Linked DNA regions of Mus musculus: regions 1, 2, 3, 4, 5 and 6 are each linked to region 7. The links are chromatin loops, found by intact Hi-C in ENCODE. Cell type or tissue: left cerebral cortex. All regions are shown on one strand.

What was found. Peaks named below come from ENCODE experiments on the same cell type or tissue, not always from the same donor. Only the 100,000 strongest peaks of a DNase experiment are listed, where the experiment ranks them.
Region 1: it touches region 7 in a loop (2.6-fold over the local background); 8 of 42 quality-filtered maps call a loop at or near these places.
Region 2: a loop joins it to region 7, with 3 times the contacts of the local background. A loop is called at or near these places in 17 of 42 quality-filtered maps.
Region 3: it touches region 7 in a loop (2.7-fold over the local background); 8 of 42 quality-filtered maps call a loop at or near these places.
Region 4: it touches region 7 in a loop (2.4-fold over the local background); 2 of 42 quality-filtered maps call a loop at or near these places.
Region 5: a loop joins it to region 7, with 2.4 times the contacts of the local background. A loop is called at or near these places in 5 of 42 quality-filtered maps.
Region 6: a loop joins it to region 7, with 4 times the contacts of the local background. A loop is called at or near these places in 17 of 42 quality-filtered maps.

Annotation. Positions count from the first base shown.
Region 1 is chr13:34,282,430-34,286,429 of GRCm38, forward strand. All of the region lies in intron 3 of Slc22a23 (solute carrier family 22, member 23), which reads right to left. Among named protein-coding and RNA genes, the nearest start is that of Slc22a23, 61 kb to the right of the region's middle. RefSeq lists an enhancer at 2,965-4,000. In left cerebral cortex, no CTCF peak of the experiment used is centred here; DNase peaks (open chromatin) are centred at 2,157 and 3,212.
Region 2 is chr13:34,633,855-34,637,854 of GRCm38, forward strand. The region is part of intron 3 of Pxdc1 (PX domain containing 1); the gene reads right to left. Among named protein-coding and RNA genes, the nearest start is that of Pxdc1, 17 kb to the right of the region's middle. In left cerebral cortex, a CTCF peak has its summit at 2,350 (motif pointing left); a DNase peak (open chromatin) is centred at 2,343.
Region 3 is chr13:34,048,588-34,052,587 of GRCm38, forward strand. It overlaps Bphl (biphenyl hydrolase-like (serine hydrolase, breast epithelial mucin-associated antigen)), which reads left to right. Exons shown (of 7, transcript NM_026512.1): 4 at 1,694-1,847. Among named protein-coding and RNA genes, the nearest start is that of Bphl, 13 kb to the left of the region's middle. In left cerebral cortex, no CTCF peak of the experiment used is centred here; DNase peaks (open chromatin) are centred at 2,092 and 3,274.
Region 4 is chr13:34,603,832-34,607,831 of GRCm38, forward strand. No RefSeq gene overlaps it. Among named protein-coding and RNA genes, the nearest start is that of Pxdc1, 47 kb to the right of the region's middle. In left cerebral cortex, a CTCF peak has its summit at 1,571 (motif pointing left); DNase peaks (open chromatin) are centred at 3,481 and 3,646.
Region 5 is chr13:34,292,302-34,296,301 of GRCm38, forward strand. The region is part of intron 3 of Slc22a23 (solute carrier family 22, member 23); the gene reads right to left. Among named protein-coding and RNA genes, the nearest start is that of Slc22a23, 51 kb to the right of the region's middle. In left cerebral cortex, a CTCF peak has its summit at 2,154; a DNase peak (open chromatin) is centred at 3,674; H3K27ac peaks cover 1,067 bases.
Region 6 is chr13:34,191,267-34,195,266 of GRCm38, forward strand. Slc22a23 (solute carrier family 22, member 23) reads right to left here. Exons shown (of 10, transcript NM_001382849.1): 7 at 3,986-4,000; 8 at 2,128-2,160; 9 at 890-1,013. Among named protein-coding and RNA genes, the nearest start is that of Gm52037, 4.6 kb to the right of the region's middle. In left cerebral cortex, a CTCF peak has its summit at 1,517 (motif pointing right); DNase peaks (open chromatin) are centred at 1,560, 1,780 and 2,309; H3K27ac peaks cover 1,407 bases.
Region 7 is chr13:34,343,070-34,347,069 of GRCm38, forward strand. Slc22a23 (solute carrier family 22, member 23) reads right to left here and starts at 2,149. Exons shown (of 10, transcript NM_001382849.1): 1 at 1,090-2,149. The coding sequence starts at 1,728. In left cerebral cortex, CTCF peaks have their summits at 1,513 and 2,276; DNase peaks (open chromatin) are centred at 906, 1,113, 1,490, 2,302 and 2 more places; H3K4me3 peaks cover 3,209 bases; H3K27ac peaks cover 3,357 bases.

The DNA.
Region 1 (4,000 bases), 61 kb before region 7:
AAAATAACACACATGGTCTCTTGGCCAGTCTATCCACATCTCAAGCACCACATGTTCCTGGTAGCTGTAGGACTGGATAGCATAGAAAGGACACATTCTCTATGGCAGTGAGTTCCCTTGGATAACTCCCTTAGCTTCTTGTTTAAGAATGATGCTTTCCACCTGAAAAAATGCTCAACATCCTTAATCATCAGGGAAATGCAAATCAAAACAACCCTGAGATTCCACCTCACACCAGTCAGAATGGCTAAGATCAAAAATTCAGGTGACAGCAGATGCTGGCGAGGATGTGGAGAAAGAGGAACACTCCTCCATTGTTGGTGGGATTGCAGGCTTGTACAACCACTCTGGAGATCAGTCTGGCGGTTCCTCAGAAAACTGGATATAGTACTACCGGAGGATCCAGCAATACCTCTCCTGGGCATATATCCAGAAGATGCCCCAACTGGTAAGAAGGACACATGCTCCACTATGTTCATAGCAGCCTTATTTATAATAGCCAGAAGCTGGAAGGAACCCAGATGCCCCTCAACAGAGGAATGGATACAGAAGATGTGGTACATCTACACAATGGAGTACTACTCAGCTATTAAAAAGAATGAATTTATGAAATTCCTGGCCAAATGGATGGACCTGGAGGGCATCATCCTGAGTGAGGTAACACATTCACAAAGGAACTCACACAATATGTACTCACTGATAAGTGGATATTAGCCCAAAACCTAAGATACCCAAGATATAAGATACAATTTCCTAAACACATGAAACTCAAGAAAAATGAAGACTGAAGTGTGAACACTATGCCCCTCCTTAGAAGTGGGAGCAAAACACCCTTGGAAGGAGTTACAGAGACAAAGTTTGGAGTTGAGATAAAAGGATGGACCATGTAGACACTACCATATCCGGGGATCCATCCCATAATCAGCTTCCAAATGCGGACACCATTGCATACACTAGCAAGATTATGCTGAAAGGACCCTGATATAGCTGTCTCTTGTCAGAGTATGCCTGGGCCTAGCAAACATAGAAGTGGATGCTCACAGTCGGCTATTGGATGGATCACATGGCCCCCAATGAAGGAGCTAGAGAAAGTACCAAAGAAGCTAAAGGGATCTGCAACCCTATAGGTGGAACAACATTATGAACTAACCAGTACCCCGGAGCTCTTGACTCTAGCTGCATATGCATCAAAAGATGGCCTAGTCGGCCATCACTGGAAAGAGAGGCCCATTGGACACGCAAACTTTATATGCCCCAGTACAGGGGAACGCCAGGGCCATAAAAGGGGAGTGGGTGGGTAGGGGAGAAGGGGTGGGTGGCTATGGGGGACTTTTGGTATAGCATTGCAAATGTAAATGAGCGAAATACCTAATAAAAAATGGAAAAAAAAAAAAAAAAAAAAAAAAAAAAAAAAAAGAATGATGCTTTCCTTATCTTGCACCCTCAAACTGTGTGAGAGAGGAAAGGAGGGCAAATATACCCATGCCCTCGCAACTGGGTGATGCTATGGTTTGGATATGGCTTGTTCCCATCAAAAACCATGGTGATACTTGGTTCCCAGCAGAGCTGTATATGGGAGAAGAGGCCTTCAGGAAATGATAAGGGCACTTAATCCCCATGGAAACACTGGTGGGTTTAAAGACATTCCTACTCTCATGGAACTGGATCAGAGAGTCTTGGAGCCTCTTGGCATTCTCTGGCTCACATGTTCCTTCTGCACACGCCTGCTTTCCATTCTGAATCTCTCATGAGGGGCTCACCAAAGACCATGTAGATGCCAACTCTGTACTCTTGGACTTGAAAACCATGAGCCTCAAATGAGCCTTTCTGTATAAATACCCAGTAGTTGCAGGTATTCTCTAGACCTAGAATCTGGACAAATGGTTGTATCTGCTTTCATCACTCAGACGATGCACCAATGCTTTTACTCCTTTGCAGCCTTTAGGCTTGAGTGTACCAACTGTCCATACTTCTGACTTTTGAGGAGACCTTTCAGAAGGTCTGTCTGTAGACTTGTAACCTTTCTTTTCATTCAACCCTTTGGAAGGAGCGCTGGGAGTGATCCTCTGAGTAACTGGGAGACAGCCTGCTTCCCCATCTGCACTCTTTTCTCCTGGAGCTTCACAGAGAGGTAGAAGCAGCAGCAATGGAAAGGAAAAGCCAACTGTACAAACATTCACTTCCATGTCACAAGGTGGAAAGGAAAATTGCCAAAAAGGAGATCTTGGAAAAATAAGAGAACAATCACCCCCTGAAGAGAACATAAAATGACACCCCACAGTGACCCCACAAAGGAGATGGAAAATAAGAACCAACCATGAATGGGTCAGAGAATCCCACTGAGTTGGGGGTAAGAGCTACAAAGGAAAAAAGGGACTTGAAATGAGTGCAGTGGTGTCCCAGGGCTGCAGAGTGGACATGCTGGGCAGTGCATTCTGTAATTCACTCAGACTTTCTTTCAAGGACAACATTTGTGTATCAGAGAGTAAGCTGAAACTCCCCTTAGGAACTCCAAGTTCATATCAAAGTTCTCTCAATAATTTCTATGTGTGGTTGATAGGAACCATAATGCAATGGACTCAAGAAACTCATCAGAGAGCTGGAGAGCTGGAGAGAGTAGTTAAGAGCACTTATTGCTTGATTGCTCCTCCAGAGGCCTTAGCTTAGATCTCCAGGTAACTCACAATGCCTCTGTGCACACCTATAAAACACGCGGGCACGCGCGCGCACACACACACACACACACACACACACACACACACACACACCTCTTACCAGATACATGAGAAGACTGAATAGAAAGTCCAAAAAAGACCAACTTGTTGGTGATGAAATTGCCAATAGTTTAGTGGTTTTGGTAACTGTCATTTATGGGGAACATGGACTAGGAATGTTTCCTGTCCTGGAGATGAATTACTGGACTGAACTTGCTGAGATGCACAAACGCCAACTGCTTCACAACAGCCCATGAAACAGCAAGGTTTATCTCCCTAACCACAGACTAGAGCAAAGGATATTTCTCCTCCAAAAAGCTGGTTGCAGCTTTCTATTCCCTGAAGAGCAAAGACCAAATGTCTTGTATCATTCACATTCCTTCAGAAGCTAGGCTCCCTCCCTGGTACATCTGTACCTAGGTCTATGTCTTTATGGGTAATGAGGCCTGAGAATCATGGAGCAATTGGAAGATAAAGGCGAGAAGGGAGTAGGTGGCAGCTTAGCCATGTGATAACTAGTGAGAAGGAAAGCAGGTTCCAAGATGGCTTGAGCTCACAGTTCTCCTGCCCACAAGCCTCACCCTCCTAAACTCTGAGATGATAGATGTGCGCCACTGTGGTATGCTCTTGAACAAGAGTTCTGAAACTGTACTCTCATGTTAGTGAAAGTTTTAAGACGAGATTAACACAGGTGTGTTCAAGGCTCTCCATTTGCAATGCCAAAGCTCAATATCACACATTTCTGAAACAGTCAATTTGACATCCTGCATCAAAAAAACCAACCAACCAAAAACAAAGTAAGCAAACAAAAACAGAAGCAAAAACAAAAATAAAAGAACAAAACAAACAATTGAGGCCACTCAGATGTGCCATTTGGATTTATGGTAACTGAAATGTCACCATGACTACTGCATAACTGCAGGATTAGGGGTATGGGTAAAATTGCAGCAGAACTGAGACCCCACATGTACAGGATGGCACAGGCCTGAGGAATACCCCTGGGCCTAGAGGTCAGGTCAATGACTGAGACAAGTACTCTGTCCACTTACCTCCATTAAAGGGCATCTTTGTTAGCAGGAAGATTAACAGGAATGGGCAATAATAATGTCCCCAGGTTCTATTACAGCCATACATAGATGAAATGTATACTCAGTGAATCCTTTAAGTCACAAATATAACCACCTTCCTGAGATGGAGACGTTGCAGGGACAGACTGAGATACACCCAGGAGTAGGAAAGCATGATGCTGAAGAGTTCCGTGATGACAGAACCCTTAAGGTTGTTAA
Region 2 (4,000 bases), 290 kb after region 7:
AGCCTGAGCTTATCGTGTGTCTACCTGCAGGGGCCATCAGTTTAAAACGACCACTTTGCTAATAGTCCTGCAGCACTGCCCTCCCCAGTCGCCATCTACACACTGATCAACAACCTCCTGAATGGGAAGTTACTCTTGGATCAGTCTCTACTGGAGGGTGGTGCAGTGACTTGAGGGTGAAATGTCCCCTGTAGGTTTGTGTGTTTGAACACTTAATCCCCAGCCAGTCGTGCTGCTTTGGAAGATTGGGGTACCTTTAGGAGGGGATCCTCACTGGGGTGAGTCACTTAGGGGTGGGTTTGTAGTTTCATAGCCTGGCCCAACTTCCTGTCTACTCTGCCTCTTGACTGCAGCTACAATGTGACCAGCTGTCTCACACCCCCACAACCATGCCTTCCTCTATACGATGGGCTGTATCCCTTCTAAACTGGAAGTCAAAATAAACCCTTTCTCCTTTAAGCTGTGTCTTTAGTGACAGTAATGAGGAGAGTAACCAACGGAAGTGACGTGGACAAAGAACTTGTACCTTCAAGCTCAGTAAGGCCTTGTTGATGTTCATATTATGGGACTGCAGACTGCTGTGCTGCTGGTAAGCCACGACATTAGCACGTATGCACACTGACCCCAAGTACAGCTGTTTCCAACCTTGTTCCTGCTACCTGTGCCTGGAGAACAGGTTAGTTCTGCTTGGTTGTCCTCTATACAGGGCTCAGCTGCATTAAACAGGAAGATTGTCTGAAGACTCTAACAAACACTTAAGTCTCAAATAATACTCATTATTACCATGACACTTGCTCATGATTTTCCACCTGTTGTCACACAAGAATAATAATTAAGAAACTGAAGAAAGTGTTATAATTAAAGAAATATTACAGTGCCTGCAGCCCATTTTCAAACAAACTTAAAATACGAATTCCTCACATGTCAGTTTAGAACCCACAGCAAAAAAAATCACTAGCTGGTTTAATTTTTTAGGCCACATCCCTAACTCTAGAAAACAGTTCATTTTCAGGTTAACCCCACACCCTGTGCAAGGATCAAACTCAAGGTCTCGCCTTGCTAGGCATGGTTCTGCCTCTGAGCCATTCTCTAGACCGCAAGATGCTTTCATGTTCCTATGTTCCTATTCTGTAATGCTTAATTTATAGTTAATTTTAGAATTGTAGGTAAGCCATGAAGGCACAGACAGGACTCCCACATGACCCATAGCAGCCCCCCTATTGTCAATACTTCGTACAGTTAAGGTCCCTCATCACATTCAGGGAATACCCAGTGGATGATGCTACTGAGTGTAAAGCCCCTTCATTGGGGTTTCTCTAGTGCCTCACTACTGCTACTTTCTTCTGCTACAGATGCAGTCCAGAACTTGGCTACACTGAGCTGTCGGGATCTCCTTGACTCTGATGGCTTTGGTCTGTCCGTGTTTCTCATGCAGGCCTTGTGAGGAATTCAGGTGAGCGACTTCACAACTCTTCCTTGGAGCTGGATATCCAGGTGGCTAAAACTCGGTGATGATATGTCACTGGGCAGAATCCCACAAGGCATGTTGAGTGCCCCTCTGTGGAAGTATGGGGCATGCGTGTGTGCATGTGTGTGTTGCAACAGTGTGCACAGGCCTACTGGCGATGCTAAACCGGGATGGGTAGGTTGCTTTCTCTTTGCCATTATCAAATATCTCAGAGAACAAGGTCTTAATACTGTGCAAACAACCCTGTTTTTCCTTGAACTTCCCCCATTGGTCTTAGCTTATCTCCATCACTGGAAAAAATTTGCAATATTTCCCAGTTAGTGTACATGGTGTTGTAATGGTGATTTTCCTAACTGTCATTAACCCTTCAGGTCATCAATTTCCTGATTCCTTTCTTCTGCAGGTCTTTAACCAGCCTCGGAAGCATTCACAGTACCGCCTTCCTCCTTTCTAAGTCCTCCCTAGCATTATATTTTCAGTTTACTCCAACAACAGAACAAAAGCCTAAGCAATATCCTTTTGTTAACTAGATGACCTGTCTATCTCTATATAGTAAAGCTTATGGCTAAGATCGAATGGATACTGGATTAATGAACAACAACAAAAAGTATTCCCTATCAAACCTTGATGGGAACAACTTACTTCTGTGGATGAAATCTACGGGTTCTACTAGCATATCCCAGAGAAGCTGAGACCTGAGACCTCTGTTTCCTTAGTGCTACGTAGTCATGGCTGCACCGCATCCGTGTGCTCTTGGGTTTGATAAACATTTAGATCAACACAGGAAATGAATGCTTAAGTCTGAGTGGCTATCCTTGCCAAAGCACTAGAATATTGACAGGATTTCTTCAGTACAACCAGTGCCTGCTGCCATCTGGTGGAGCCCTCACCACCTACAGCCTCAACATCCAAAGAGAAAAAACAGGCCTCTCAAGTCCCAGGCTCCATAAATCAGCATCCCCAGATAGGGGAATCTGTGGCAACTCCATGGCACCCACCGGCTCTCCAAATGCCAGAGTGCAGGAAGAAATCCCCCAAGAGAAGAAGAGAAAGGTCGGTGTAGGTCTTCACCATCGCCATCTGTTTCTTAAATGGAAAGACTTGGAGGGAATGAAGTGGGAGGGAGGGTTTGCCTTGGTGACCCTTGAGGGTCACAACACAAACAATAACCAGAGTCCAGTGGAGGAGCCCCAAGATCTGGATATGATATGACAAGATCAAAAGTCATCCATTGTTCAGACAACCCAGACAAACTGCCTCACTACATGCAATCAGCTGAATAGAAGGTTCTAGAGCTCAGATGCCAGTTTAAAAAAGACCCCTAGGCCCTTAAACTGCCTGCTCTCCTCTAAGATAACCAGGAAGTTGCTACACAATGAACAGCCCATATGGACCACCCACCCTGTGCACTCACGGTCGTGGGTTCTCCCGCAAGTGGTGTATGCCTATAATTCCAATACTGAGGAGGTTGACATAGTTAGGGAGGACTGTTGTAAGTTCAAGGCCAGCCTGCGCTAAATAGTAAGTTAAAGGTTAGCCTCCCAAAGAAATGAAAAAATAAAAAAATAAAAAATAAAACAATTATCTGGACAAGTATAGCCAGCTTTTAGGAAAACAGCAAGCAGGCCATGGGGCCCCTTCCTTCCTCTGTAGGCCTCACGGTGTTGACTTCCCCTTACAGTGGCTGACTTTCAGTGCTAGAAGGCTCAGTACAATGTCAATGCCAACAATACCAAAGCTAAAAGCTTCCCTAAAGCCAACAGCCAAATTCAACACCTCCTCAAAGGGGCTCCCTCACTTCCGCAGGTCGGCCACTGACTCCAGTCATTACCTCAGAAATGCTTTCCTGGGGCTGAAGATACGCTCAGCAGTTAAGAATACTTGATGTTCTTCCAGAAGACCCACACTCAGTTCCCAGCACCCACCTGGTGGCTCACAACCGTCTACCACTCCAGTTCTGAGAGCTCCAGTGCCTTCTTTAGCCTCTGTGGACACCAGGCACACACATGTAAATATACATGCTACAGACGTGCAGACAAAACACATATACAGACACAAAACTAAAATAATAAATATTGTTTAAAAGAATGCCTCCCTAATATTTTCATCGTCATTATATTCTTTCTTAAGTATTCTAACTAATATGTCAAATTAACTCCTTTGGAAGTAAAAATAACACACTTGGCAGTCACCAAGTAGAAGGTACTTAACGCTGCTTAGTAAGGATTCAGCGATCATTTTTCTGAGCCAGGGAAGTGACCTTTCTAGAGCCCAGTCAGTGGTAGAGGCTGAGTCCACCCACCCCATAGACACACTGGAAAGGGCCTTGAAACCACAGCCACTAAGCACAATCCTCCCACGCCTTCACCACAGTCCTCCCTCACCTTCATCACAATCCTCCCATGCCTTCACCACAGTCCTCCCTCACCTTCATCACAGTCCTCCCATGCCTTCACCACAGTCCTCCCACACCTTCATCACAGTCCTCCCATGCCTTCACCACAGTCCTCCCTCACCTTCATCACAGTCCTC
Region 3 (4,000 bases), 290 kb before region 7:
TGCCATTGTCCCCTGTCTGTGCTCCCACTCTCTGTGGCTCCACTTATCTATGGCCAACTGTGGTCTGGAAAATTCCAGAAATAATTCATTCATAGTTGTAATGTTTTGTACTTTAAATTAAGTTTACTTTTAGCTTATACATTAATACATTTTAAAAAAAATTGTACACGCCAAAGAGTTAAATAAGGTTCCAGGATATGTCTATACTGCATAATGAATGTCCAAACCAGGTTAAACATGTCTGTCTCATCAACCATTGTTGCTTAGTTGCTTTGTGCCTTGTTTTTTTTTTTTTTTTGAAACAAGATCACTCATTGGCCTGAAGATTCCCCAAGAAGACTAGGCTGGATGGCCAGAAATCCTCCTGTCCCCACCTCCTCAAAGCTGGGATTGCATGCATGCACCACTGTGTCTAGCTTTCTACATGTGTCCTGAGAGAGACCCCAGGTCCCCATGCATGTTCCACAAGCCCTTTACCAACAACACTGTCTCCCCAGTCCTGTCCCCAACATTTATCATTTCCTCATGAGAAAAACTTCTGAAATATTTCCTCCTGTCTTTCTAAAATGCAAGTTCATTAATGTTATCTGTAGCACTCTGTCATGAGTTTTAAATCCCATGATATTCTGAGTGGTCCAGTAAATGTGATGCTGCTCAGCCATCCTGGCTCCACCCCACCCCACCCCAACTGTTAACATATCCCCTGTCCAAGGTATCTGCTCTATACTTCACGTATGTGTGTAGCTCTTGGTACCATACATTACAAGGCATCCCTGGTGAGGTATGGCTATGTATAGATTGTATAACCCCAGCAGGATCAAGAGAGCTGCTACGTTTCACTGGATGTATCCACTGGTTTATTCTACGCATCATCTACTGGTAAATGGTGAATTTTGAGCTATGTTTTGTTATAAGTTGCTCATGGGCATTTGTCAATTTTGTGATTACGAGCAATGTTGTTTATATCCTGGGTCTGTCTCCTGGTAAATGAGTCCAGGAGGGCAGTGTGCTAGGCTATAGATAATACAGATTCTCATTCTGCATATTAATGTCAAATGGTTAGCCAGAGAATGTGTGTGCATGTGGGGTGGCACCAGCAAGAGTCCTGGCTAACATTCGCTAGTTCCTTGACTTTAACCTTTTCAGACAGTGTTTTACTTCCAGAAGCCTCTTTGCCATGCTCTGTCAGCTTTCTTTGCTGAGCACATTTTTGGGGTCCTGGTTGATTCACCACCCAAGGACAGACACGGCTTTGCTATGACACTGTGCTCCCTCTTGTCTTTAGCCAGTTCTTCCCACAACTACAGCTGTGGCTTCACCAGATACTCGGATGCATTTTATCTTAAGATCCTTTCCGATCTCCATGATTGTCCTCTGAGCCACACCCAGGTGCACACACACACACACACACACACACACACAGAGTGCTTGCCATACCCAAATAACAGCAGATTGCTGCTGATTCAGTGATTCCGTATTTGGATATTTTATCCAAGAGGAAGAAGATATGATTCCCACATAAGTCAAAACCTACAATGTACTCAAGGTTCTATAACAATGACAATGTAGCAAAGCTAATTAATTGACGCCAGATCTAAGTGGCAGACTTACAGAACTCTGATCACCACCACCCAGGTTCTTTCAGCGTAGCGCAGTGGTAACTGTGCTGTGCATCCTGCTGTGTCACCCACAGGCTCTACAGTTCAAGCAGGTCTCCCTCCTGGGCTGGAGTGATGGCGGCATAACTGCGCTCATCGCTGCTGCAAAGTACCCATCTTATATCCGCAAGATGGTGATCTGGGGAGCAAATGCCTATGTCACCGAGGAAGACAGCAGGATTTACCAGGGTAAGTGCTGCCCGCCGTAGGCACAGTCATGATGATCCTTCTCATTCCCTCCCCGTCTCTTGCTTCGATGTGTGTTGGCTGACAAGTCACATCTCATCCACTTGCAGTTCTCAGCTCCAAGGTCAAAAGAAGAGTGAGTTTTCAGGAAAGCCACCGAATTTAACCAACCTAGAAATGGATAGTTTTCTATTTCCAGAAGTGAAACTTGCATGACTCAGGCCGAAGCTCCGCAACAGCAGTATTTACACTCGCTACCTCAGGGAGTGAGCTTGGCAGAAGGCGGGGGTGTTGTGAAGTGTTACTCATAACCTCATTTTAAGTAATATGAAAAAGCCAGTTGTGGTAGTACATGCCTGTGATCTCAGCTCCTCACAAGGTCAAGACTGGAGATTTCTGAGTTTGAAGCCAGCATGGGCAATATAGCGTGGCCTGGTCTCAAAATAAAAACCATGAATGAATGAATAAATGGATGGATGGATGGATGGATGGATGGATGGATGGATGGATGGATAGATGGATGGATGAATACATGAATAAATTAATATAATGATTATGTAAGGAAACACTATGCTGAAAAATGAACCTGTGTTTTGCTTACAATGATTTGTACAGTTTTCTTGGCTAAGGCCTTCTTTAAGCTTCTCCTTTAGGTCTTTAGGGGTACAAGAGTGAGGCCAGTGCCATCCAGCCTGTGGTTCAACTCCAGCCTACCACTTTTACAATTTTGAGGCACCAATGAAAGTTAGCTCATGAGTTGGAGACCAAGCTGGGGCATCTACACCCTAACTCTTCCCCATTTTTCTTCTACTCCCAGCATTACTGCCCAGCTTATACCATAGCCAGAGCTTATGGGAGTGTTGGCAGTTGCTAGGCACCCAGCCTTGGCATTGGTTAGTTTCTAGCAACCTTTCTGAATTGGGAGAATCATGTTCTCAGAAGGAGAGAGGGGTTCCCAGGGCTTAGGGGTCACTGGGGCGAAAGAGAGGCTACCTGGGCTTCCAACCACTCTTCCCTGCCAGTCTGACCTATCATGGCTCTCCTTTCTCACTAGAAGCTTTCTGTGTCTCTACTAAACTACAGATGGCCTAACAGAAGAGGTTTGCCCCCAGTGGGTCCAGCATTTTCTCTCCTAGGCTGTGCCTATACTATGTCTTTGATGGATATCTTGGCCTTCGGAGCCTGAAATATTTACTCCCTGGCCCCAAAGGAAAAGTTTGCAGAGCCCAGCACGTGCAAAGTCTCTTCCAGGTATTCTGCTATTCTCATTGTAAACTACTTGGAGGCTAGAATCTTAAGTTCTAGAATCTTAGTTCTCTGTGCTCTTCCTGTTTTTAAAGCAATCTGAAACTCTTAAGTAACAGATGACTTAGAAAGCAACCCTAATCTGGCCTCCACTTGTCCTCACCACCCTGGCTTAGAGTAGCCTGTTCCTCTTTTGCCATCCGTGAGCCCCCGCTGCCTCTGGCACCCAGTGCCCTTGCTTCTTCCAAATCCTCCACTTCTCTTCCTGGGCTCTTGCTCTCTGCCTCAATGGGTAAACACTACTCCTGCTCCAGAACACTGCCCCCTTCCCCTGCAGTTCCTCTTTATTACACTGTGTCCCACTCCATAACTTTACAAAATAGGTGTCTGTGTTCTCTCTACTTCAGTGGCGTTGTGGTCGTTCTAGTCTTCTGCTGCATGGGTCTCACCATAGCAAGTATGGTATCGTCAAAGTGCCGTACTTTTAACTCATCGGGAGCACTCCCTCACTACCCTCTAGACATTTGAGTCATGCCTTAAGTTGTAAGGTCTGTAGAAACACCTCCTGTGTCCACATTGGTCATCTGTGTCACATCTTCCTTGCCCGGCCAGTCACTGATCTTTTAAAGTATCTGTTTCTAATGTTGGCTTGGTTTTGTTTTCTGTCTTCCATTATTTCTGTCCTCCTCCTGCTTGCTTTGGGTTCTGATTCGCTTTATTCCCTCCAATCTCAGAGTAGAAATCTTAGATTATTGCTTTGAGATGTTTAGTCTTTTCTAATATATCATTTAATGCTGTAAATTTTCCTCTAGAGCTGCTAGAGCTAAGCACCTGTGCATATAAAGATCTATTAGATTAATTAGACTTATTAAATACAGATTAGGAAGCAGCCTTGGCAGCCCGGCAAGGGC
Region 4 (4,000 bases), 260 kb after region 7:
GACTCCAGAAGTGCAGATGGACCAGGAAATGGGACATTACAGGTACAGTGATAAGGATACTGGAGGATATTGTAGAAGCAAAACCAGACTGAGTATAAGCTTTGAGGCAAGAGTTTGAATTGAAGGAAAGAGGATGGAGAAACAAGGGATAAACACTGACCAAGGGAGATGCAGGCTACCCAGCTACAGAGAAAGGTGCTGGTGTGTCATCAGAGCCTTGGAGAACCTTGAAACTTGCTAATCTTGAGAGTGAAAAAGAATTCTTCCTCATGGTTTAAGGGGACTTTCCCATGTAAGATATGTCTTGGTGGACACGTTCCACGTGCTACCATCAAAAAAGAGTAGCTTGGTGGATGACAAGCCGTATGGATTAGGAGCATGAGAAGTTATGGTATCCTGCCCAATAAGCATCTCTATTTTAACAAAACGATAGTGGCTGTGAAGATAGAGGTAGATCTGAGAGACGTTAGGAAGTTAGGGGTAGACGGGGGTCAAATGTAAGAACACAGTTATGATTTAAGTTTTAGTTATTTTGCCTAAAAGATCCATGAAACAAAAATACCTCTAACCTGTAAGTCCCTTGCCCAAGGACAGGTACTTCCCAAATTGCTGGAGGCTATTGTTTACAGAAGATAGCAAGTCACAGGTTTTCGATCCCCTAAACAAGTTTATTTGACTCAATGGCATTGGATCACATATAGGTGGGAGGTACATAGGCATGAAATACACAGGATGTATGCATGACTCTGCTTGATACAGGCAGGAGGCACAAAGGCAGGAAGTAGGTCAGGATTTGTGCTTGTCCTTAATTGGACCTCATGGAAAATACAGTGGCCTTATGGGTGTGCCTCTGTAAAATGTGATTGGTTGCCATTTCCTGAGACCTCAAGAATGAACCTGGCCAGAGTCCATTATCTTGGCCAGTATTTAAAGTTTGCTTCAAGCTTGGTTCAAAATTGTGGTAGTGGTTTTATTCCCACTAGGCAGAATCAACACAAAATATGTTGTATAAAATTCTTTAAAAAATAACAAAATACTTGTTAAGTATAATAATACTAACAATATAATAACAATGGATGGATGCTAATGCTGGAGTGCACATTCACACGTACATGCACACGTGCGCACACACACGGGCATGCACACACACACACACACACACACACACTGAGCCATACTGCACCTTTTCACAAAACAGGAAAATGTTTTACCTGAGAATGCCCCAAAGGGACAACAAGCAGAGCTTGTGACACAGCCAACCCCAGTCCCTGGAAGGGCTGCGCCTAAGCAGGAGCTGGGAATCAGCTGAAAACTACCTAACACTAAGCATTCACGTTTACCAGAACATCCTCCTCATTAGAAAGAGATGATGGTGACACTGCCCAATCCACAAGGTCACTATAAAGAATGGAATGGTGAAGAGTTTGTAAAATACTTGACACAGAGCAGTTTTCAACACCAGCTCTTGCTTTCAGTAGGATGATACCTGGGGTATCGGTGACCAGGGGAAAGAATGAATTCAGAGTGAATTTGAACTGTTCGACCAGGGTCTTCACTGGCCTGTAATACCACCGCCATCTAGGGGTTTTGATGTGGTTTGTTTCTCTGCCAGTTGTCTTGAGAGTAGCAAGCAGCAGCAGACAATAGCAGCAGGTGAAGAAAGGCATTTACTGAGGATGAAGAGACACGCAAAGAGAAAGACCCTCGTCTAATGCAGGGGGAAAATCCTGTCTCTTCCTTCAGGCTGGGCTTTTTAAATCTCTGAAAGGTCTTCCTATTCCAATGTTCCGATGGTCAGTTTGAAGAAAGATTGTCTGATTGGCCCAAAACTGTTGTGTAACCTGTCCTGATCCTGCATTGAACTTGTTGAGCCAGCCCAACAGCAGGGGCCTACTTGCAAGAGAGGGAGAGGGAGAGGGAGGGGGAGGGGGAGGGGGAGGGGGAGAGGGGGGGGGAGAGAGGGGGAGGGGGAGAGAGAGGGAGAGGGGGAGGGGGAGAGAGAGGGAGAGGGAGAGAGAGAGAGAAGCACACAAGGCCTTTGTTTTAGGGGCCAGGCTTTTGTCTCAGGTCTGGAAAAGAAGGAGAAGCCAGCCATCTTAGCAATTCACCATCTTTATTACTTAGCCATGGCCCATCTTCCTATCTGTCTGCCTACCAGGAACTCCTCATAGCCGCTCAGTTCCAGATGTCTCCACTAATGCACAGGCCACAAACTCCTTAGTCTCCCACTCTCCTCCAGGCTGAGGGAGAAGGGGCTGAACGCAGCCTGCTCTGGCCTTGTTAACCAATGGTTGCCATGGGATTGACTCAGATGATCTGAATCTTAGCAGGAGGGCAGTCTGCATTCTAAGAGGCTGCCAGACTCAGGAGTGGGCTCAGCTGCACTTAAGGATGGGGGCCAAAGAGCAGGCAGGTGGAGGTCCTGCCTCTGGCCCTGCCTCCAGGTCACGACAGGGTACTCTCTGTCTCTGCATCTTCTGAATTTGAAAGAGTTTTCAGACATGTGTTTCCTGGGCATGTGCATATTTGGGTGAGTATGCGTGTGCGAATATTTGTGTGTCTGTGTGCAAATACCTGTCTCTGAGTTTTTATTTATGACAGATTAGGCATCAGTCTATGTGTACCTGCATATGAGTATGTATATCTATGTGCTCACCTGTAAGCATAGTTGTGTCCATGGGTGAGTGTGTATATTTGTGTATCTGCATATGGGACTGGATGGGAGCTGTAGATCACTGCCATTGCTTAGCATCAACGGAGACCTATAGCCTGGGGGAAAATCCAAATTCAGATTTCTAAGTCCACTTTTACTGACTTCATCTCACTATTATATCATGAGACATAAGATTCCCAAGTTAATCTTATGCAAATATTCTATATAATATGCTTATGATATATGAACTATGTATGCATTGCATGATCATCTCATTGCTGCTAGAGTCAGCAAGAAAGTAAGAGCACACAGCCCGGGGTCACCTGACTGTATCATTTTGGAGGGTGTGTGAGACCAACAGAAGTTCAGGGCATGGCATGGGAGTATATGGGTCTTAGTGCAGCTAGAGAACACTGGGGGGTAGGGCAGGAGCCCAGAGCTAAAACCTCCCAGTTAGACCATCTGTAAATAAGCAGGCATGGGGGAAAGACAGCTACTGAGGGCTTGAGAGGATCAGTAGGTATGTGAAGGGATGGAGCTGGGAGGGTCCTAGGCTTGTTGTCTGCTGTAGAAATGAGGGGTCTTGCTGGGAGAGGGCAAGAAAAGTGGAGCTCCCTGGAGAATGAAGGTTTGGCTAGGCTGAGTGTGGGGGGCCAAGGCACACTCAGATGCCCTTTAGAGGTTTCTCTGGCATCCTGGTGGTATATCTCTGTGATCCACATTTATCAAGAGGCTGGGCTCCCTCTCCTGACTCTGCCAATTTCTAATTTTACATACTCCATGCTGAGATGAGATTTTTTTTTTTTTTTTTTTTGCTAAAGATGTGCACTGTGCCTGCCAGTGAACGTTTCACTGTGATGATCAAGACAAGACACAAAGAAGTCTCGGGAGGATTATAATCAATCTGAGATCAGCACATTTTGGCCCCAGGCACTATTTCCAGGAGGTACCTAGTGACACCTCTCTTCCTGGTATAGAAGGTACTATAGGATTCCTTCCAATATCCAGAGAGCTTACCGTACACACACACACAGGCTTTAAGTGTTTAAGTGCAAGTGAGGGCTGAGGGAACCTTCCTGTCTTTAAGGAGACAGCAGGCTCTGCCTCTCAAGGCCCACTGTGGCTCATCTCACTGATTAAACCCACTGGCTTCACGTGTGACCGATCCACATGGATAATTAATCCAGCCCATGAGGATAACTGTAGCTCAGCTGAGATGTAAATTTGAGAATTCCTATTGTGTGAGGAAGGAACCAAGAATTCTTTGACAAATATGACAGAGAAGAAGCACCTGATCCCTGGAGGCAGTTCCTCTAGGAGCTAACTGAGGCGACTGCCAGCTGCTAC
Region 5 (4,000 bases), 51 kb before region 7:
AGTGGTTGAATTTAGGATTCTAAGGTTGTGAAATACTCAAACTGGAAGGGTTTCTCTGCGTTTTTGTTCTTCCTAACCTTCCCCCCCCCCCCCACACACCACCACCATTTATTTCAGGAATGGGCCTATGCTTTGAACACATTAGAAAATTCACCCTCTAATTTCAGAGGAAGAGACTAGAAGCTGACAGAATTTAAGTCATCTATTGTGGTCACAGTCATCTGAGGGACTCAAGCCACAGCTCAAATCTATCGATTTCTAGATCAATCTATGGATTCTTCTGCTGTAAAGACAGTTTTGTTTCAAAGTAGAGAGGCAGCATTAGAATTCCAACATGACAAAACTTGGCCAGTAAGGAACCATACAATTTAATAAGGCTGTTTACTCTGCAGAGAATTCAGCTAAACCTTATAATTTCAAATGCCAAAGGGCCAAAATATTTGCTGGTTTTGCTTTCCTCCTCTGATTCTGAGATGTATCGATCCTTACCAAATTGAAAGGCCCCTAGTAACCAAGCACTTTAACCTATCTATACATTTAGGCAGTCACTGCATGTTTTTGTCTTCTAAGATGAGGCATATGGTTCTCAGGGAGGCCTCGTGTTGGCATTCTTAGCATGCAGAAGGCACAGCACATCTGTCCATGCTTTACAGGCCTTTAAAAGTACTTTTTGTCCGAAGGACTGATATAGTTTAAGAAAAAAGCAGTCATAGGTATCAAAGCACAGCTCCCTGTTGGAGAGTTCACTGACCACCTGCCCTGTACTACAGCATCCTGGCCACACAGGGACTTCATTACCAGCCACATCTATTACTACTCACCACTGCATTGTGACACAAGGAACTCCGATGCTCAGAAGCAGGTCAGAAAAAAAGATTTAGAGGCAAATGCTCCAGTTTCATCTTTTAATTTTTTGAGATAGGTTCTCATTTTATAGCTCAGGCAGTTCAGGTTAGCCTTGAACTTTTGACGACCATTCTATCTCAAGCTCCCAAGTTCTGGGAATACAGGCAGGACCCATCATACCTGTCTCCATCCCTCTTCTTCTTCCTCCTCCTCTCTTCCTTCTTTCGCTGATGTATTTATTGCTTTGCTTTTCACACTTTGGCTGCAGGATGACTGATAGCCTTCAATCTGTGAATTCTCTAATGATGCCAAGTTGAGCCAGAGGAAAATAATTAACGTGTGTGTGTGTGTGTGTGTGTGTGTGTGTGTGTGTGTGTGTAGCATGTGTTCAGATGCGTGTGCCTATATGCATGTACAAAGCACAGGAAAAAGCTGGATGTCTTGCTCTTTCATCCATTACCTCTTCCTTTAACACATAGTCTCTCACTGAACCCATACTATGCTGCTGGCCAGCAAGTCTCAGAGATCCTCCTGTCTCCATTCCTCTATGGTGCTGAGGTTACAACAACCATGCCCAACTTTTGAAAGATTCTTTTTTGTATGTATGAGTATTTGACTCTCTCTCTCTCTCTCTCTCTCTCTCTCTCTCTCTCTCTCTCTCTGTGTGTTTGTGTGTGTGTGTGTGTGTGTGTGTGTGTGTGTGTGCACCACATGTGCACAGGATACTGTGCCTGCAGAGGCTGGAAAGCAATTTTGGATCTGGATCTGTTGAGAGTGGATTTTCATACAGTTGTGAGATGCCATGTAGGTGCTGGAAACCAGATTCCAGCAAGAGTAGTAAGTTCTCTTAAGCTCTGAGCCCATCTTCCAACTCTTTATATGCATGTTAGGGATTTGAAAACAGGTCCTCACGCTTATACAAGCTTTCTCACTCAAGGGGGGAAAAGTCCAGTCAAAATAAAATGGTTTGTCAAAGCCCTATGGTAAACTCTGACACAGATCCTTGGTAGAAAAATGCCCTGTCAGTAGAGCTGGAACCAGGTTTACAGCCCAGAACCAGGTTTACAGCCCAGAAGAATGTGCTACAGAAAGACTCAGGTATTAGAGATGGATGTGGACAGGGGAAAAAAAAGAGACCCATATTCTCATCTTGCCAACCAGAGGCAAGGCAAATGTTTGCACTCTTAGGCGCAGTCAACTGCTTGTCCAACAGCCGATCTCCATTCTCTTCATTCCATAGCTCAACAAGCTCCATTCTCTTCATTCCACAAGTGGTGAGTCTCCTGCTCACCACTTGGGGCCATTTGGCGCACTCATTCAAGTAAAAAGCAAGAACAGAACAAAGCAGTGTAGTGACGAGACCTAGTAATCCTGCTGACTGAAATAATTCCCTAGGTTTTCAGCAACATAGACAACTAGAGAAACTAAATAAGTATAAAGATAGACAGTATAGTAAGAGTACATGTATCATCGTGCCCCTATGGACTAGGATCTATTAAATATTTCCTTGAGAGTTTAAACTCATTAGTGTCATGTCAGGGGGAAAAAAACCACAACCCTCCACCTAGAGCAAACCTTAGATTTTTTTTTTTTTTCTATTCTATTTAGAAATTGAGTCAAGACTTGGAGTCTAATTTTTCAATGTCATCAGTAACTTTAGGCACTTTATAATTTCTTATCACTCTTTGTATATGTAAAATTCATCTAGTCATTTGGACTCTTTAGGATTAAAGAGGGTTATTATAATGAGAACCTCCTTGAGAGAATTTCTCAATAAAGTTATTCATTGTTAGAAAAAAAAAAGTTACATAGTTACATTTACATGTCTATCTTTAGGCAAGGTCTCTGCTAGCAAAAGGTAACATCCACTGTTACAAACCAGAAAAGCAGAATTATGGGAGGGGAAAGCTAATGAGAGTAAAGAGGTTGGGGATGTAATGACCAGAGGAACTAAAAAAAGTACCTATGATAATATGATTAAATGGTACATCCTGAAAACATACATACAAGTAACATTATACAGACTGGGCACATTATATGAGAAAATATATATGTAAATACACAATCACACATATTTGAAAAAAAGCAAGGAAAGATCTAAAGGTTTGGAGGGAGGAGAAAAAAGGGAAAGGAGGAGGAAAGGGCAGAAATAAGAGACATTTTAAAAACACAAAAAATAACTTTTGGGATAGCATTGGAAATGTAATTGAGGAAAATACGTAATAAAAAAAACCCACAAAAAATAAATAAACTGGGGAAAGTGCTTTTAAAAAAGGGCCAGATATGTAACTCTGTAGTAGCATGTTTTGCTAGAAGATGCAAGGCCCCGGATTCTGTCTCTAGCACTGTAAAACCAAGCAAGCAAGCAAGCAAGCAAAAACTCAAAACAACACAATCCTACTATATCCAACATGAAATCAACTTTAAAAAAACAAAACAAGGCAGTAATCTTGGCTTTTATTTTAAACTTTTGCTTTGTTTGTTTTCTTTTGTTGTTGTTTTGTTTTTAAAGAGACATGCCCCATTATGCTGTTTAGATTGGCCTTAAACCCCTAGTCTCAAGCTAGTCTCCTACTTCAGCTTCCTGAGGAGCTGGGATGAGCAGTGAATGCCACAGTATACAGAGGCTTGCTTGAAAGACAGACACATCTTAAGTAGCACGGGATCACCTGGCCTGTGACATTATGGTCTTAGCTGAGAATGAGAGTCATACCGCAATCAGTTGAATCTGCTTATGTAACCATCTCTTTAGTCCTTGATGAGACGGCATGACTTTCATAGAGAGACAGGAGACATGATTTGCACTTCTTGTCTGCGTCTCTTACAACTAAATCTAGTGTTCCACCATGTGTGAGTGGGCTTGTGTGAATGCAAACAGGATCACATTCATAGGTTAAAAAAAGGAAAAGCTGCCCTCCGATATAGCCCGTGTGTTTCACCTCACAGCGGTCTCGGCGGTAGGGGCAGCCACCACTCCCGTGGTTCGGCTCAGACCTGACCTTTTCCTTAGATAGCCCACACTCAGCTACTGTTCAAGGACTTCAAGAAGTTGCCAGGAATCTCTATTTTATGTCTTAATTACACAACCACTCATCCTGTTGGCAACTTGAAGACAGCAAAAGTGTGAAGGGTAGAACATTTAACCACAGCATAC
Region 6 (4,000 bases), 150 kb before region 7:
CTCTTTCAAATATTATAACTTTACCATGATACAATCACAGTGGGATTAAATGCTGTGCTTCATGGGCCACCACGCAGGGATAATAATCATATTTTACAAACACTTAAGCCCTTTGAGCTTAGGGAAAGGCACACTTCTACCCAGTCTGGGGTTGTGCTGTCTCACTTACCTTTTTTAATTAACTGAATCGTTGATACAATTTTGGATTAGTGATTAGCTTCTTAGGCCAGGAGGAAAAACCAAAAAGGTTCTATGTAACCTTGTATCTTTCTTATTTTTTATTTTTTGTATAGCTAGGATGGCCCTGAACCTCTGCTTCTGTCTCCCAGGTGCATGTACCACCACACCCAGTTTATGGAGTGCTAGGGATCGAACCCAGGGCTTTCTGCATGCCAGACAAACAACTGAACTATATCTGCTGCCCTCAACTTTTGTTGAAATGGGGTCTCCCTGTGTAGGCTGAGAAGTCTCCACCCTCCTGCCTCAGCCTCCTGAGAATCTAGGATTATTGGGGGCATGTATACCTTTTTTTAAAAAAAATCCTTTCTTCCCAAGTCTCTCAGTGGACTGGAGCAAGGGTGATTTTCTTATCTTTCCCCCTTTCTATCCCTTGCCACGTTTCTTGTACCTTAAGCAGCTCCTGTTTCCATGTCTCTGGTAACTGTCTTGATGGGACCTAGGGTTATGTTCCTACCTGGCCTTGGGAGTCAGGGTGGAACTGATCATCAGACTGTGAGTCAGGCAGCCATCATGCCCTGCATGCCACACCACACCCTGGTCCTGCAGCCAAGGTGGGGCAGAACTGAGGACAGTCCTTACACACAGGCCTCTGTAGACAAGGACCAATCTAGAGATCTGAGAAAAGGTCCCACGTTATCCCGGCACCCACCTTATCACTGTGGGAGTGATCTCTGCACAGAAGAAGACACTGAGGCTCCCCACCGCATGGGATGCAAACATTCCCACGATGGAAAACGCAATGGAGAACTTGTCCTTGACGCTGTCACTCATCCCTGAAGGAGAATCCAAAGAAGGCGACCATGAGGTAGGAGAAAAAGGAAAAGAACAGAAGCCAGGCAAGGGGTGAGCTGAGACGAGAATGGGGGAAGGGAAGCCAGGGATATCCCAGGAGCTCGCTCCTCCCCAATGACTAGTTTGTGATACAGTTGGGCATGCAGTGGCCTTTGGGTGAGCAGTCCTCTAGGCCGAGGAGCCTGGAGTCCTTTAAAGCGTTCTCTTGGTGTCTGTTAGTGCCTTGGACACTAAGCATGCTGAGCTCACAGTGGCCAGTAGAATTACTCAGCCAGAAGCTATGCCAGGCAGGCTAAGGTTCTCCTGTTGCCACAGTGCTAAGGTGCCCACTATCTGCCCTGGATTCCAGGCTGCAATCTCAGGGTGGACCCACCCAACCCAGAGTCAGTGCTGATTTAAGTATAGAAAAACTACACATGACCCAAATGGAATAATTCATGGGCCCCGAGGGGAGGGAAAGCATTCAGCAGTCTCTATGCCTACAGGTGGCACTGGAGCCTAGCTAGCACGAGGCAGTACTGCACACAGTGTTGGCATGCGTAGGGGCTGTGCTTCTCAGCTCAGCTTAGTTTCCCTCAGGGCTGCATGGAGGGCAAGTGCTGTCATGGGCACTGGTAGCATGGGTTTGGTGGGGGCAGGCAGGTTTCATAGCAGCATGGGATATAGGGCAGCACCTCTGCTGTTCTCCCTCCCCCCTCCCCCATTGGAGAGCAGCAAGCTTGCATGAGTCATGAGGAGATAATGGCTCTCCCTGCAGCAAGGACGACCAAGCCCCAACCCTCCCACCTTCTCATCCTGACTAGCTGCTGACCAAGGACAAAAGCACTGGTGCTGGATCGGGGGCTGGGAGGGCATGCAAGCCAAGCTGCGCACAACCAGGGAGACAAGAGTGGCTTCCTCTAGCACAAGATGGGGATAGAGAATACAAATATATGCTTATAGTGTCCAACCTACGGCCAACTTCAGCTGCAATTCTTGAAGGGCAAAGAATGGAAGGGAGAGAGGAAACAGAAACCGATTGGTGAGTCCTTGTGGCAACTCTTGTGCGGACGTAATAGAAGCCAAGGAAGCCCAGGGAGAATCTTCAGTACTCACCTGAGTCTGGATGCTGGCTGTATTTGCCGATCACTGGAGCCGCGATGGGATGGACGCACCCACATACACAGGGTAACGAGAGTGGGAAAGAGGAAGAAGGCTTGTGAGGTATAGGGTGGCTGCCGAGTGTTCCCACATGAATTGTTTCTATGTGAACTTCCTTTTAAGTCTGAGTTGGTGCTGGCTGCCTGGGCAGTGGAATTCACACTGGACTAAACAAAGACCTTTTTGTTTGAAGAGAGGGCTAAGGCCCTATTTGCCACGGGGTCTGGGAGACAACACAATCCTGCAGAGAGGATCCAAGCGGACCTGAACAGAGCCTCTCTGCATAGAAAGTTATTCAAGTGGTACTCTTGGTCTGTGCCATGGGGTATTGCTCACAGTGAGAAGGCCTATCAGGCCACATTTATGCTTCTCCAAACCCAACTCTTCATAACTCCTGCCTTTTGCCCGGAGTCCCTGTGGCATTCCTGTTCAATACCAAAGAGGGCAGGTGGGATACTCTGGGTGCTGAGGGACCCTGACATATTTGTCTCAACTGAGTAAGCTGGACGGAGGCTTTCTGAAAGGTCAGCTAGGCAGTGTCCACCCAGGGCGACAGAGAACAGCTATTGGTTTTCTATCTTTGTTATCACCCAAGCATGATAGATAAGAACACAATTACATTAGGAAAACCACCTGTTTTGAAACCAGCTCTTCTGTAACCCAGTCTGCACCAAGGCTGTCATGACTTGTGGTGCAGGGGACAATAGGTACGTTTCACTATGCAGCTGGGGTAAGCTTTCCTCCAAAGAGGGGTGTTCAGTGGCACCCATTTCCCTGTGTTCTGAGCCTGTCCCAGGGAAGGGGTCTAGCATGAGAAGATGCCAGTGGTCTGCACTGTGTTCTGGGCAGGTGGGAAGGAGGCAGTGGGATTTTTTGTACTTAGGTGAGTGGTTATTTATGAGGATTGCACAGCAGTTAATGAAGGACTAAGTGGGCTCTCTAGATTTGTTTTAAGGTGATATGTGACATTTACCGAATACTTTGATAAATGATAAATTTGGGAAAATCAATAGAAAAACTGTGTCCCACACAAGAATGCCCAGACTTTCACTCTATTGTTGAAGAAGGACATGTCTGTCCTCCTTATGTGAAAAGCATACAAACGGTCTGCCCATAGTGAAGCCATGTTTACAGGGACACACACAGAGGCTTGGGAGTTACAGTGCCTCCAGAGAGCTCTTCTTTGGGGCCATAGGCCTGTGGCCTATGTGGGTGGGAGGAAGAGGGGAGGCCTAGCAGTTCACAGAGTCAGAGGACAGTATGTTCTACTAAAATTCCATCCTTCCTGAAGCAAGTTCTTGTGGCTATCGATTTCAGAATGACACTCTCAGGACATAGAAAACTTCTCTCAAGTCTCATCTAGTCCTTCCATTATAGTTTTGATCTTTAAAGTCCCCCAAAGGCCATTATGTTGAAGGCTTGGTCTCCACCCAGGGCAGTATGGGGAAGCAGACCTTTAGGAAGTAGAGCGTCATGGGCGCAGAGTCATGTACTTGAAGGTGAGCTCTCAAAGAGGACATTGGGACTCTAGATCCCTTTCTTTGATTTCTACATGCCATAAAGCAAATGCATTTCTCTGCCATATACTCCTTTCATGTGTTGTCCTGCTACAGGCTCCAATGGGTCAACAAACCATGGACTGCTTGAAAAGTCCAAATCTGTAAGCCAAACAAACCTTCCTTCTCTTTAAGTTGATTGTCTCAAGTATTTTGTTACACAAACAGAAAGCTGCCATGCCTGCCAAGATCTCTGGTATTATGCTAGCTCCCTTCCCTAGCATTCTTGCCTTGCCTCCCTTTTCCAGCCTACTCACAGTTGAGAAGCCCGA
Region 7 (4,000 bases):
TTTAAACTGCCGAAGGGACAGAAACTACAAATGTTTCACAAGTTGCTTAACTAGGTGGCATCCAGTGTTTCCTACAGGCCAAGAAAATGGAAAATTATGGTTACCTAGGGTTACAATTGTCTAACAGTATTGTCCACTTTTAGGGTGATATACAACTCTCTCAGAACACTCCTGCTGTACCACACAGAATGCAAGACCTTTGCAAGGGACAGGGAGGACAAAGTGCGAACTGGGACCAGTTCACCAGGTCTCAATGCCTGAGACCAGAGCAGGTGCTGTACAGGAGCAGCGATGACACCCTGCAAACTTCCCACCTTCCTATGCTATGGGACTATTTACTGAAGTCCTGAGAAAGTATTTGAGGGAACACATTAAAGTCTACAGTCAGATCTCTGGGAAGGACAACTCATGGTTGGGGTGGGGGTGGGTTGGCCAGGGAACTTTTTAAAGGGCTCTGCTTCTTTGTCTATAACTTGGATTCAATTGGCTTTAATCTGTTCAAGGCACGTGTGGGGAGGCTGACATCTGCTAGAAAGAATATCTGAGAGTAGAACACTATTTCTCTTGGATAGTTAGTTCTTAGTGGGAGACACAGGGACAGGCAGCCTGCAGAAAGAACATGGCTATGTCCTGGCTCCAAGGAGAAGCCCTAGAAGAGGGATTGAGTCTTCCAGGGCCCCTGCTGAGCCATCAGTGAGTCTGACACCTTAGCTAGATAGAGGAGAGGATTTGAACCTTTCGGGGGAGGGGAGCCCTTTCCATATGTGCACTGGGACAGGAGTTTGTGTGGATATTAGAAAAGGCTAAGTCGGTCTCTTTGAAGCGGATGCAGCGTCACGGGCACCGCAGAGGGCGGCAAAAAAGCCTTGGCTTCACATCCAAGTAAGAGCATCTCCTTTGAGGGACAGCCGGGAGCCCAGTCAATGCGGGGTTGTGCGTACACAGGCTAACATTTTGGGTTCCTCAACTGGGTAGGTTTGGACCTAAGTCTGCAGAGAATGAGAGATGGAGCACAGAGCAGAGGCGACCGAGGTCAGAAGAAAAAGGTTCACAAGAAGAACGCGGGGACGCGGCGGTCGTGGCCCTTACCTTGCTGACCACGTTTTGGATGAGACCAGTGCGGATGCCGTAGTCCCACGCGTGGCAGTCGCAATTTGAGTCGTTGTTCCCCTTGCCTGGAGGGGATGGGAGGGGTGGTGTGTCGCTGCTGTTGCTTCGGTTGCTCGTGGTCCCCCAGGAGGCAGTGGAGAAGGGGGTGGCCGAGGGGCTGGTCCAATTGCCCATGTCACCCCATCGGCCGGTGACAGTGGCACCCGCCAGCTCGGTGCCTTTGCCGGCCCCGCGGCACCAGAAATCGGGCTGGTCCAGAAGGAAGGAGTCCGAGAACTGGCTGAAGCCAATGAACAGTGCCGGGATCCAGGTGAGCACCACCAGGGTCTTCTGGTAGCCGCCGCCCAGGCCCCCGAGGAAGGGCAGCACGGAGCCATCGTAGTCCAGCAACAGGAGGCTCGGGGCGGCTGTCGCCGCGCAGCAGCTCGAGTGCGGGCCGCCGCTGGGGTGCAGCGCAGGCAGTGGCTGGATCTCCGCGCTGCTGCCGGAGCCCGCGCGCCCTCCGAGGGGCGCCGAGGCCGCCGCGTCCCCGGGCGGCAGGGAGCCGTTCTCCTCCGCCGGGGCCGGCTGCCGCCCGGCACCACTACCCGCCGCCTCACGCCGCCGGTCTATCGCCATGGCCAGGGCCCGCGGCTCCCGCAGAGGCGCATAGAGCGCGGCGGAGCTCGGCGGGCGCCCGGGCACAGCGCCGCCGCCGAGGAGGAGGGCCCGCGGCCGGAGAGAGTGCTCCGGGCCCGGCGAGTCAGGCCACCCCCATGTCACCCGCGCACCCCCGTGCCCTGGGCGCCGGGCAGAAACCGTTCGAGTCCTCAGCCGCCGCGGCTCATCCGCGCCGCGGCCCGGGCGCCCGCCTAGCTACGAGGCTCTCCGCTGATGCGCGCCGGCCGGGGAGGAGGAGGAGCCGGACCCGCGCCCTTGTCGCGACTCGGGGCCCTGCGGGCACCGGTGCGCGTTGTGCTGGGGCCGCCGGCGGCCGCGGGTTGGGAGATCCTCCACGGACTTCGGGCGCTCCCGGAAGCCGCAAGCTCGCAGCCAGCCTGCGGAGCCGGCCGCGCTCTCGGCTCACCGAGCCGGCCTCCGCCTCCCGCCCCGGCCCGCCCCCTCTCCCCCCGCCGAGGTGGAGGTAACCGCGGCACCTGCTGCGCCGCTCCTGCGCACGAGCGCCCCCTCCAGCCGGGCCGTGTCGCCACCGCCCGGACAGACGCAGGGGCGGGGAGAGGGACACCCGGGCCGCTGCAAGATCCCTGGTGGTCTCTGGGCGCGGGGGACGGGGGTCACCAAGGAGTCTGCACTGGCTGGGAGTGAGAGGACAGTGTCGTCTGCCAGTCTCAAGTCCCACAGCCGCAAGGGACCTCGCCCCGGGCACACCGGCTCTCCGTGACCTCTGTTCGTTTCCGAGGTGCCTGGCGGCTGGCACCCCACTCCTGGTCTTGAGCCCAAGGGTTGCCTGTCTTCCAGAACAACCTTCTGTTCTTCTTCCAGACTCAAATAAGGCAGCTTTTTATGGTCACGGAGCTGGGGCAAGGAGGCATGTTTGCCAATTTTAGGATGACAGCCCCTTACAACGCTGGGTCACACACGACCTACTGCAGCACCCGCCCCAAATCGCCATTTCTTTCTGTGCTCCAGAATGAATGTCAAATAAACACAACTCTAGAAGGCTAGACCTTCAACAGAAGCCACACACTCGATACAAACGTGAATGAGGGCGGCCTGCCCCACCCCCTCCCCAAGGTCTCGGAATCACAATTCCTATGCTCTGCGCACAGGCGCGCACACATCTACACCTCACAGGAGATCCAAATGCTCTTGGCACTCCAGACTCCAGAGCCAGCCTTGCCCAGCTAGCACTATATAAATAACACCAGCCCTGCGGCAAACGGCCGCATTAGCATATCTTCTCCTGCGTGCCAGGCCTGACACCAGTGAGAATTATGCGGCTTTCATCTTAGCCTCACTACATTCTCGAGACATTTCATATTCTGAGAAGTTTATTAATGGAATTAATGGAAATCTTAAATGGAGCAATCTATCTCTAGTCTTATTTAGCACAGGGGAAGGAAGCTCGCGTTCTTTTCCCAAAAGCATATCCTGCGAGTACATGTATGGAATGCGTTCTTTAAGCATCTCCGTTATTTTCTCAGCTGCATGTTGTATAATTTAGTGGGAGACTTTTTTTTTTTAAGCATGCAGCTCAATGTTCCAGTCAACATGTACTTACTGCTGAAATTCTGACACGTGGAGAGAACTATTTCTGAAGACTGCCAGAGAGCTGGACTTTGGGGAACCCAACTGTGAATTTTCCTGAGTGGCTGGGAAGGGGAGATTAGATAACAATAGACGGAAGAGACACAGGCTGCAGAAGACACTAAAGGTCTGGGAAACCCAGTCTGGAAATTTAAGCACATTTAATGACATACTTGAGTGAGAATGTCATTATGAAACCCATCATGCAGTATAATGATTATAATCTAATAAAGTATTATTTTCAAAATCAGGAGTGACAGTGCAACCTGCCAATACATGTGATCTTCTCTTCCTCCTTCTCTTCCTCCCCCTCCCCTTCCCCCTCTACCCTCTTCCTCCACCTTCTTCTCCTAATTTCACTTTATTGGTTAGTTTAACTTTTCTTCCCCTCATCACTTGAAGAGCTAATCCTTGGGACGCGCTCACCCCACACCCCAACAGAACAGAGTCAGCATTCAATGAATGAATGTTAGATATTTATTACTGACTCCACCCTCTGCACACAACCTACATTTTCTTATCTGACTGAAATGTAACAAGCCAGGCTTTCTCTCATTCCCCTTCCGTGTTGGTTCTTTCAAAGGAAGCCTGCTCCGTGTCTGGGTCTGACTCCTTTGCTCAGCTGCTCACTAGGAACCTAGCT